Linked DNA regions of Homo sapiens: region 1 is linked to region 2. A link is a contact called in ENCODE Hi-C or POLR2A ChIA-PET data. All regions are on one chromosome and are shown on one strand. The core of a region is the stretch at or near the end of the contact, and the rest is flanking DNA. Distances in the headings are between cores, read along the strand shown. Region 1 overlaps GMDS (GDP-mannose 4,6-dehydratase). Region 2 overlaps GMDS (GDP-mannose 4,6-dehydratase).

The links. A loop is a pair of places that touch in the nucleus more often than their neighbours do. ChIA-PET counts read pairs that join two places held with the same protein, here RNA polymerase II (POLR2A). Pooled maps may share reads with other maps.
Region 1: a loop to region 2 is called in a pooled map, with 2.8 times the contacts of the local background. The contact joins two enhancer-like sites. A Hi-C loop is called at or near these places in 1 of 50 pooled maps. POLR2A ChIA-PET finds 5 or more read pairs at or near these places in 4 of 52 experiments (CD4-positive, alpha-beta T cell, GM12878, activated CD4-positive, alpha-beta T cell and 1 more).

What each region holds. Positions count from the first base shown.
Region 1 is chr6:1,663,132-1,667,784 of GRCh38, forward strand. The region is part of intron 9 of GMDS (GDP-mannose 4,6-dehydratase); the gene reads right to left. It overlaps LOC107986514 (a long non-coding RNA gene), which reads left to right. Exons shown (of 2, transcript XR_001743788.2): 1 at 1-2,773; 2 at 3,717-4,653. Among named protein-coding and RNA genes, the nearest start is that of FOXC1, 56 kb to the left of the region's middle. RefSeq lists enhancers at 2,210-2,439, 2,450-2,619. Within about 2 kb of position 2,305, at least 2 of the 41 ENCODE cell types and tissues checked have a DNase peak (open chromatin) inside an H3K27ac peak, as active enhancers do.
Region 2 is chr6:2,026,063-2,030,722 of GRCh38, forward strand. All of the region lies in intron 4 of GMDS (GDP-mannose 4,6-dehydratase), which reads right to left. Among named protein-coding and RNA genes, the nearest start is that of GMDS, 220 kb to the right of the region's middle. Within about 2 kb of position 2,654, at least 2 of the 41 ENCODE cell types and tissues checked have a DNase peak (open chromatin) inside an H3K27ac peak, as active enhancers do.

The sequences.
Region 1 (4,653 bases), core at 1,055-3,554, 360 kb before region 2:
AGGAGCAGACTGTAGCTTTTCATAGTGTCTTATGGCTTTTCTAGAACATGCACTGATAAGGAAAGGGAGAGAAATTCAACTTGGGGTGTCTCTGCACCCTTCGTTAGGGATGCTGGGAAGTGATGGCAACGCACAGAAGCACCGTGCAGGTCGTTGGCTCAGAAAAGGCAGCCACTGTTTTCATTTAGGAGCCCAGCTCAGTCTGAACTGTGGGACCTCCTTCACCAAAGCACCCCCATATTGCTTCTTGTTCTCACCTACTTAACTGAAACGTCCCAAAGTTCCCTAGAAGAGATTTTAGCTATCATCTCTCCTAGAAGAGCAGGAAACCAAGCTCCCTTTTCCTTGCTTTTATCCTTGCCCCTGCGGAATTTTTCCAAAGGTACCAGTGATGTTTTTGTGAATGCAAGTACACGGCGGCCCTCCTCCTCACAGCCTGGAACCCCAAACCCTACCACTGGCCTGCACCGCCTTATGTGACTGCTTGTGGCTACTGCCCTCACCATTTCTCTGTGCCAGGAATACTGGCCCCACTGCTGTTCCTTCAACTGGCAAAGCATACACCTGCCACAGGGCCTTTGCACAGGAGTCCCCCGGTGACTGGTGAAGATCCGTGTGCCCTGCTCCCTCATTTCCTTCATGGCTCTGCTGAAATGTCTCATCAGAGAGGCCTTCCTTGATCACCTTTACCCTGCTTTATTTTTCTTCATGGCACAGATCTCCTCCTGACATGTTATTAACATGTTTGTGGTCTGTGCCCTCCTGTATGAATGGGAGCATGTAATTTATTTGTTGTAATTTGTTGGAATAAGTCACCTACTGGCTTAGCACCCTCAGGACCCAGAGCAGTGCCTGGCACACGGTAGGCACCCAGTAAGAATTTGTTGGATAAGTGCTTACATTTATTTCAACAAATAAATCACATGCATGCCCCGTTATAGTTCTTTACAATAATTAGGCTAAAAGTTGCTTATAAAAAGAAAAAGAAGTAACCTAGTCAAATTTTACTTTGGTGTTTCTTAAATGTTACCCATTCTTACTGCAAAAATCAACTCTTGGAATCTTTATCATTTCTCTGTAAGGCCGAGAATCTGCCCTTTGCTACTTGAATCTTGTGTCAGCCTTCAGTCAAAACTAATGAAAGTCTGGGCCAATGAGCTGGCCCCAGATTTCTGGATCATCCAAGCATCTCCTTCACTCTCTGGACCCTCTCACCTGCCCACCCCCTGGAACCACACTGTCCTCTGTCACCAACAGTGAGGTGGGGGAGTGTTCTTACAACTTCATCGTTCACTCACATGGGAGACCGTGAGTATTCTCTTCAGAGGAGAGGAATTGTTTCTCCTTAGAGAGGCGTGAGATGAATGAGTGTCCTGTTCTCCCTAGAGTCCCCGATTCATGGTGTCTGGCCACTCCTACAGGCACAGCACGGACAATCACATAACGAAGCTGAAAGCAATGTGCTTTTGAGTATAAGCCATACTGGTTAGAGGTGATTTACTGTGTCACTCTGTCACATTGACATGTTTGAGACTCATGTAAACTATTCCCTGATCAGCCACAGTTCTGGCCTAACAGGGGGCAATGCTAATGTTTAATAATGTAAGCATAATATTTAATTTGGAAAGTACTAGTGATTATATAGTAGTAAAGAGGCTTCACATGTGGGTAGAGATTTTTTAAAAATCTCATTGATACCAAGGTATAGTGCAGTAGAAACATTTTGAAACTAAAGTTAGAAGCGTCCTAACTGTAGAATGAACATATTCACGTCACTATTGTTCACCAGGATCGCTCTCACACACCACACGTGCTATGTGAATACAGATAGACTTCTGCATACTCAGCTGGCTTTGCACATCTCTACCACAGAGTACGTGTATCTCTTGGACAGAGTATGACTGGTGGAAGTGGCAGTTGGCAGTTTATCTTTGATCACTATATTCAGAGGTGGCTTATACTTTTTAATTTTTTTTATTATTATACTTTAAGTTCTAGGGTACATGTGCACAATGTGCAGGTTAGTTACATATGTATACATGTGCCATGTTGGTGTGCTGCACCCATTAACTCGTCATTTAACATTAGGTATATCTCCTAATGCTATCTCTCCCCCCTCCTGGCTTATACTTTTAAGGGCACAAAATATATAACCATGATTGCTTGAAAGGGATTTGTTTCAATTCCTTGTTTGAAGGAGGTAATGGGCCAGCCTAAGAATCAAAAGTGACAATGAAATATAAAATGTATAACCATGATTGCTTTAAAGAGATTTGTTTCAGTTCCTTGTTTGAGGGAGGTAATGGGCCAGCCTAAGAATCGAAAGTGACAATGAAATATGAATGTAAAAGAGGAAGGGAGACAGACCTCTGGCTTGTTAGTACAACAGAATACTTACTTGGGGTTCACTTTATACATTACTTTCCCCCATTTTCCTACCCATTTGGGTAGGAATGAGATCTGCCAGGAAGGTGCACGGGGCAGAAGGCTTTGCTGTTGTTTTCCATGTCTTGGTTTCCTTCCTTTACCAGGACCAGAGCAGGAGGCCTCCTTTCTGCTCTCTGGGGGCCACATACTCCTGCCTCGATGGGCCACAACTGGATGAAGGAGGATACACGTGTGCCTTGCTACACATAATAGCTAAACAGCCCTAGAAAAACAGGGTCTGTGTACATATCATCATGTCTTCAGGCTACAAGGAAGCCCGCTGTGTGAAAAAGCTCTCCTGAGCTCAAATAAGAACTACTTTCTAAATATCACCTTAATATATCTGGTAGGTTTGGATTTGGTATGTCAAGTTGAGTCCTATAATACATAGACTATTTCCTTCTGGAGACCGTATTTTTAATTTCAGCGACTTGGAGGAGTTAAACTCGACCTCTGGGCACACTGACAGCCAAGTGGGTCATCAGCAGAGGAGTGACAACGACACTTCCATTCATGTAGGGCTTCCGGTCTACAGGAGGGCTTTCATATAAGTGGGCTGAGTGTATGGGAAGTGAACTGATTAGGCATTTGCCCCTTGTTATGGATGAAGCAGCAAAGGCCGTGAGAGTCCCTGAGGGTCAAGTCGCTCTGAGATCCTAGAGACGGGAGTCCTGCTCTGCCCAGCATCCTCTCCCCTGCACCACAGTACCTGCATCCCCTCCTTTTCTGTGCCGTCTTTATTTTACAGTGTGGATCTGGTGGGCTAGGGTTCCTCTCCTGTTGGTCCTGATGATGCACCAAGACCAAGAATATTTCTTATTTATGGAGGAAATATGGTTAAGTGCTAAGTGTACAGCCCTGACCCTTCCTCTACCCTCTCAGCCTAGTTACACCAGGGAGGTAAATCCCTACCTGTTTGTCTACCTACTTGTTTATATTAAAAGTTCTTGCAAATTTAAAAGGTTATACACTCAATGATCCAAAGGTGAAGTTGAGAAGACTATAAAAGACCTTAGGCAATATGAAATTATACAGTCAGCTTTTCACGTGACGGTGGTGTGATCACTAATGGAATCACCGAGTTTCCACAGAATGAAAAGGACCCTTGGGATCCGGAGCTACAGTTTAAGCTGGTCCCTCTCTGGAGGTGTTGCGTAGTAGGCTTCTCCTGTAACGTCTACGGCTGACTTATGACATTTACATTTTTGGTCCTCAAGGTCACAGTGTCCTTCTAAGCGGAACGATAGTGGAGACTGGGAACTAACTTCTTCATCTCCTCTCTTTGACAGCCTGAACTCAGCTTGGCACTGGCTTTCTATCCACCTTCTGCCCAGCAGTGAATGGAGTCAACTCTCCCATTAATGGAGCACCCTCTGGGGGAAGGGCACTGTGTTTTCTGCTGAGCGCTAGGACCTTCACAGTCTCCACAGAGCAACAAACCAGAACTCAGCGAGAAGAGCAATGCCAAAGAGGAGGCCTAGCGTGCAGACACACATGAGCCTAGAGCAGCTGTGCCCACCCCATGCCTCTACCATTGACTCAATGAGGACAGCTGTCTTTGAGAGTGGTGACGGTAGGGTTCTATAGAAGAAGCAGGTCTGTTAAGCAATCTGCGAGATGGCCGGCCTCAGACCAATCAAAGTCTACCATTTTGTCTTATCTATCTAGAACCATAACTCAAAAATGAAATTGCCCCAGCTTTTCTCCTCCCACCATTAAATTCCATTCAATCATAGCAGGCAAAATGCAGTCACGCTCAAGCAGCCAGATGTTATCATTACAGACTGCTCTTTATAAACCCATGCTGAAACCTGAGTGGTTGATGAGACCAGCTAAGCAGTTGTACCTTTGACCCAATTGCATTAAACTTGCCCTATCAATTTAAGCTCAGTATAAACACCATTTCCCAGAGCCCCTCGTGAAGTCAGCAGTGAGAAGAAGCTGACTAAGCCTAAACATTTTTTAACAGCAATCTTGTCTTACAACACCAAGGGGATTTGCTGGGTATCTGGGGCTTTATAAAACCATATGAACATGCTGAAAGAATTAAAATCCTTTAAAAATGAAAAATTGATGGTGACAGTCCTGTCTGAAGACTAACTGGTCTAATGGCAACATGGAATGGGCACTTTTGTATTTTTTTTTCTTTTTTTTTTGGTCTGAGACACTTTTGTATTGTTTTGTAAGTAATATATTTGTATTATTTTTCTTCTTCTCAAATGTTTG
Region 2 (4,660 bases), core at 1,404-3,903:
CACTATATTTTTAATGTAAGAGGTTTAACTCTAAGAACAATTACTTTAGTTCAACAGATACCCACCAAAAACGGTGCTCAAAAGGCAAAGGGAGGTCAAAGGCCACCACCTGGTCCTAGGCCAGAGACCCCCTGGGCTTTCTGGCCATGTGGCTCGCTCTTTATCTCAAGGTGTGGAAAGCCTCCCAGCTTCTCTCACTTCAAACTCAAAAAGCTCCATCTAGTCTTAGTTCCCAAGCACACACCTTCACTCTCCATTCATGAGGTTCCATTTGTTCTGCTTTCCCAGTCCTCACACAAGTATCTTCAGAATGTGTCATGGACTTAATGACGTGGAAAATAAGGATAATAATAACACCAAGTCATGCAGAAAGATCTTTGCAATTTACACGAGACATAAAGAGAAGGGTTAACGCACACATCGTTTCTCTTAGCATGATATTCAAAACCACCAGCAGCTGAATCGACATTTTTATTTTCTACGTCACTGGCCATAGACAGAAACTTGTTGTGAATCTCAGTTTTGTAATTTGTACATGTTATCAGAAAAATTGTTTTAATTTTAGCATGAACATTTCCTAAAGTGCTCACAGCCACTCTCAAAACTTCCTGGGAATTCCTCCCAGTGCCTGGTTTGGATAATGCTGATGGATACAGAGCAAAGTGAACTTCATAGAACCCAGTGTCTGTGGATGAGGCAGCCAGCTGCCAGAGCAATAGAGAAGTGGGATGTCAGTGCATATTAATCAAGCCGAAATTATATACTTTGTAACTTGACTATTACAGCTTCATTAGTTTATTGAATATTGCCCACATGAAGACCTTTGTACTAATTCTGAGATGTTACCAAGAAATAGGAAATGAGGTAAATACATTTTCCAAGGAACACAGATCATATAAGAAATAATAATATCAAAGAAAATATACCAAAAAATCCCCCAGAAATTATGGAATACATTTTAGCATGTACATAATCAAAAGCATAATGGTAAACTAAGAACAGGAACCAGAGAATATAGTTTGAAACAAGATCATTGTGTCTAAATGGCTCCATGAAGAAGAGGACCCTGGCTGGTACTCTGGAAGTTGTAGCATTCTGATCTTATGAAGCGAGGGAGAATGAAGTCCTTGGAGAAAAACGTGGAACAGGTGGACACAGCCAGAGGAAGGAGCGAACACATTTTGGGCAAGGACATTCTCTGTGTGAGACTGGCTGCATGGGCAGAACAAGTGAAGGTAATGGGAGAAAAAAGGCAGCCAGATATAGAGAGATTCACAGGTAGAAAGCTCTGCAACCCAGGGCTTAATTAATATTTTCTTTTCCTTTGAGTTTAGCATGCTCAGAAAGGGGCTAAGGTGATTTTATTTTAAAGCAGGGAATTTGAAAGATTTTTATTTGAATATATAAAATATGCAGAGATGGAGGGAGAAATTCTTGCAAGTCCAGGAGAAAAGTGTTAGGGTTTGGAATAGGAAGAGAAATCATCAACATAATGATAAGCATATTTGGCAGGAGTGAGAAACAACAGCAGAACTTACTGCTCTATGAACATGGCAGCTAAAGGCAAGGAAGATTCTTCCAGAAACAAATGTAAGGAAATAGCAGAGTACAAGACAGTTATTAGAAAACAGGGTAAATAGCATGTAATAATACAGACACAGCAAGAAGCCATAAATTTACATTTCATAAAGTTTATGAAAAGTTTTTATTAAAAATATATTTTTAACGGAAAGTAAAAACTTCACAAAATGATCTGCAAAATTTGAACATGTACAGTAGAAGAAAATGGAGGTTTTGTCATATTAATCAAATTGGCTTTCTATCATGATACAATATATAAACTCATTGCCACTGCAGAGTCCTGTTCTTCTACACTTTTGGACTCTTAAAAAAATTCTAGTGTCTATAGTTCTTTGAACAAAGGTTTAAAAAAAGCTTCAAAACTTTAAAGAAAAACAGAACTCTTGGCGAAAGCTACTATTAAAGGGCCCGCCTTAAAAAAATCTAGCTTGTAAAACAATATCTTACATATTTCAATGAATTCTGATTTAGATCTCCATTTTAGCTTCTTTGAACAAACATCTTTATGTGTAAAATGAATACTTTTGTTCACACAAACAGCGCCTCATTCCATTTAGTTTAATTCATAAGACTGCTTAGCATATGACATTGATATAAACTCACCTTATAAGATTAAAAGAAGCACAGACAAGTTCACTTAAGTTAAATATGTTTTAAGTTTCTCTAAGTGAAGAAAAGCTAAACACATTTTTAAACCCTAAATCATTTAGCTTCTGCAATTATCTCATCTACCAGAACTCTAAAATCAATTTGACTGGACTTTCATTTATGCTTTATAATAGGAAAAAATGACACATTTCCAAATTTAATTAACCAAAACAAAAATTCTTAGGACACCCCATGTAATTCTGAGTGGACTAAACAATACATCTTCGTCGCTCAGGACAAAAGGTCATTTGGAAGGGATGTACCTTTAAGGGTTTACAAAGGCTTGATCTTCAGTCTTGTAACGAAAGAGGAAGCACATCTCAGCAGAGGAAGGATGCCCACTTTAAATAAGGAAATGGGCTTGCAGGATGCACACATGCTGCTTTCTATTAATGATAAGCACAGTCTACAAAAAGAGCCTCAGAATGCTTTAACTTTCATGTAGAATACCTGCAGAGAATGTCTAACATAAACAAAACGACAAGTAATGTGTCCACTCACCGTTTTATGAAATGATTTATGTGTTCATAATAGAGGCTAGTAAATACTAACGACTATATTCCAGTTAACAGCTGTAATTACTGGTGTGATGATTGTATGCCAGGATCCATGCCAATAATGTTTTGGGAGCAAAGCATACTTTAGGGGTTTATGAGGATGATTATACAAGATAGATGGCTCTGCTGGGTGATTTTTTTTCTTTCTTTCTTTTTTTTTTAACCAGAGGGAATGAGATGGCAGAAATTAAGACCTTTACCATACCTTTTTTAAAAAATAGATAATTATATATGTTTAAGAACTGGAAAGCATTTTGTTAAAGTTTAATCTCTTTCAAGACAGAAAGTAAATCCAATCAAAATCCCAGCAAATATTAATCTAAATTTAATTGTGGACATCACCTTTTGGCTTCTTCCATCTCTGCCTGTGTCTGTGTGTGTCTGTCTCTCACACACATATATTTACACACACACCCTAACCAGATATTTTGCAACTACATTAAAATAAATCATAACCTTTATTTAATTACTCAGCAGGTGACTGTCCGGTTTGTCAACCTGCCCTGTCTCTGACTCCCCTCAAATTCCTTCTCACCACCTATCAGTAATCCTTGGGGCATTCTGCTATTTCTTAACACCTCAACTAAGAGATATTAAAAGCAGATAAATTATCTACCTGGCAAAAATTTACTGCAAATTGTCCAGGGTATTGGTAATTTCCCAGAATTATGTCTGCATTGACAGGACAGTTTTGCCAACTGCACCTGCAGTCCAGCCCAACCTCTCCTCCCAGTATAAGTGGCAAACTTAAAAAGGCTGGAAACACTTTGCTCATTTTACAAGACTTGTGTCAGGCATCACTTCTATTATGAAATAATCTTGAATTGTGTTCTGGAGGGATCTGGGGCCAACCCCATGCTGGATCACATAAGTCTTACTAAGTGTATGCTTGGATTCCATGTGTCACCCCAAAAGAAAAGCTTATCTTTAACAAATTTATTTAAAATTTTGACATCAAAATATTCCAAAGAAATATTTTGAAGAAGGTACTTTAATTTAAATATAAATTTAAATTTTGTGTCATTTTGAATTATATATTGGGGTGTACAGGAGCAGCATGTAATACTATCTTCTGTGCTGGGGGCCTCCTAAGGATTTTACTCGGTCCTAGTCAAACCTCTACAATAAAAACAGATAGCATGCATTACATCCAACTCGTGAACTGCCTTTCTCCCAGTGATATGAAGACAGTCCAGAGAAGGGGGCAGGTTGGAGGAGGAGGGAAGCGGGTGCCCACACAGAGATCAACACACAGCCCATGTGGTTCCCACAGCATGCTCTGCACAACCAGACAGATCCATCACTGCTGGTTACTGTCCATCTCCTCCACAAGAGTCTGTGGGTTTGGTCTTTGCAAGATCATTTCGAAATTAAAAGTGGACAAAGATAATATATGCCCACATCTTCTTAAAGTATGTGTGGGGGTGGTGCATGGGAACACCTGTGTCAAATTTGTGATGCTGGAGAGCCAAGAAAAAGATAAGGGAGGCAAATCTGAATCTGGTGGTTGTAAAGCACCTGGAGGAAATTTTGCTGTTCTTTCTCCAGCATCTGCGAATTTGTAGGACGAGGTTAAGAGGGAGCACACAACTTCCAATGTTGTCCCAACTTCTATTTTACATGGACCTTGCTCCCTACATAAAATGCATATAAAACCCTTTCTTATTTAAATTTCCCAAGGATTTGCAGCAGTTTGTACAACACATTTGGCCACAGTAAGTCTCAGGGCTCTAAATGACCTCTGGGGATGAATGACATGTGCACACAGAAGAATTTATAAGACTCACTCTATAACAGTTCCTTTGGAACTATTACTTTCTGAGGGTGAAGGTAACAGATTTTTTTTAAGTAGTACAGTTGACAAACTATGCATT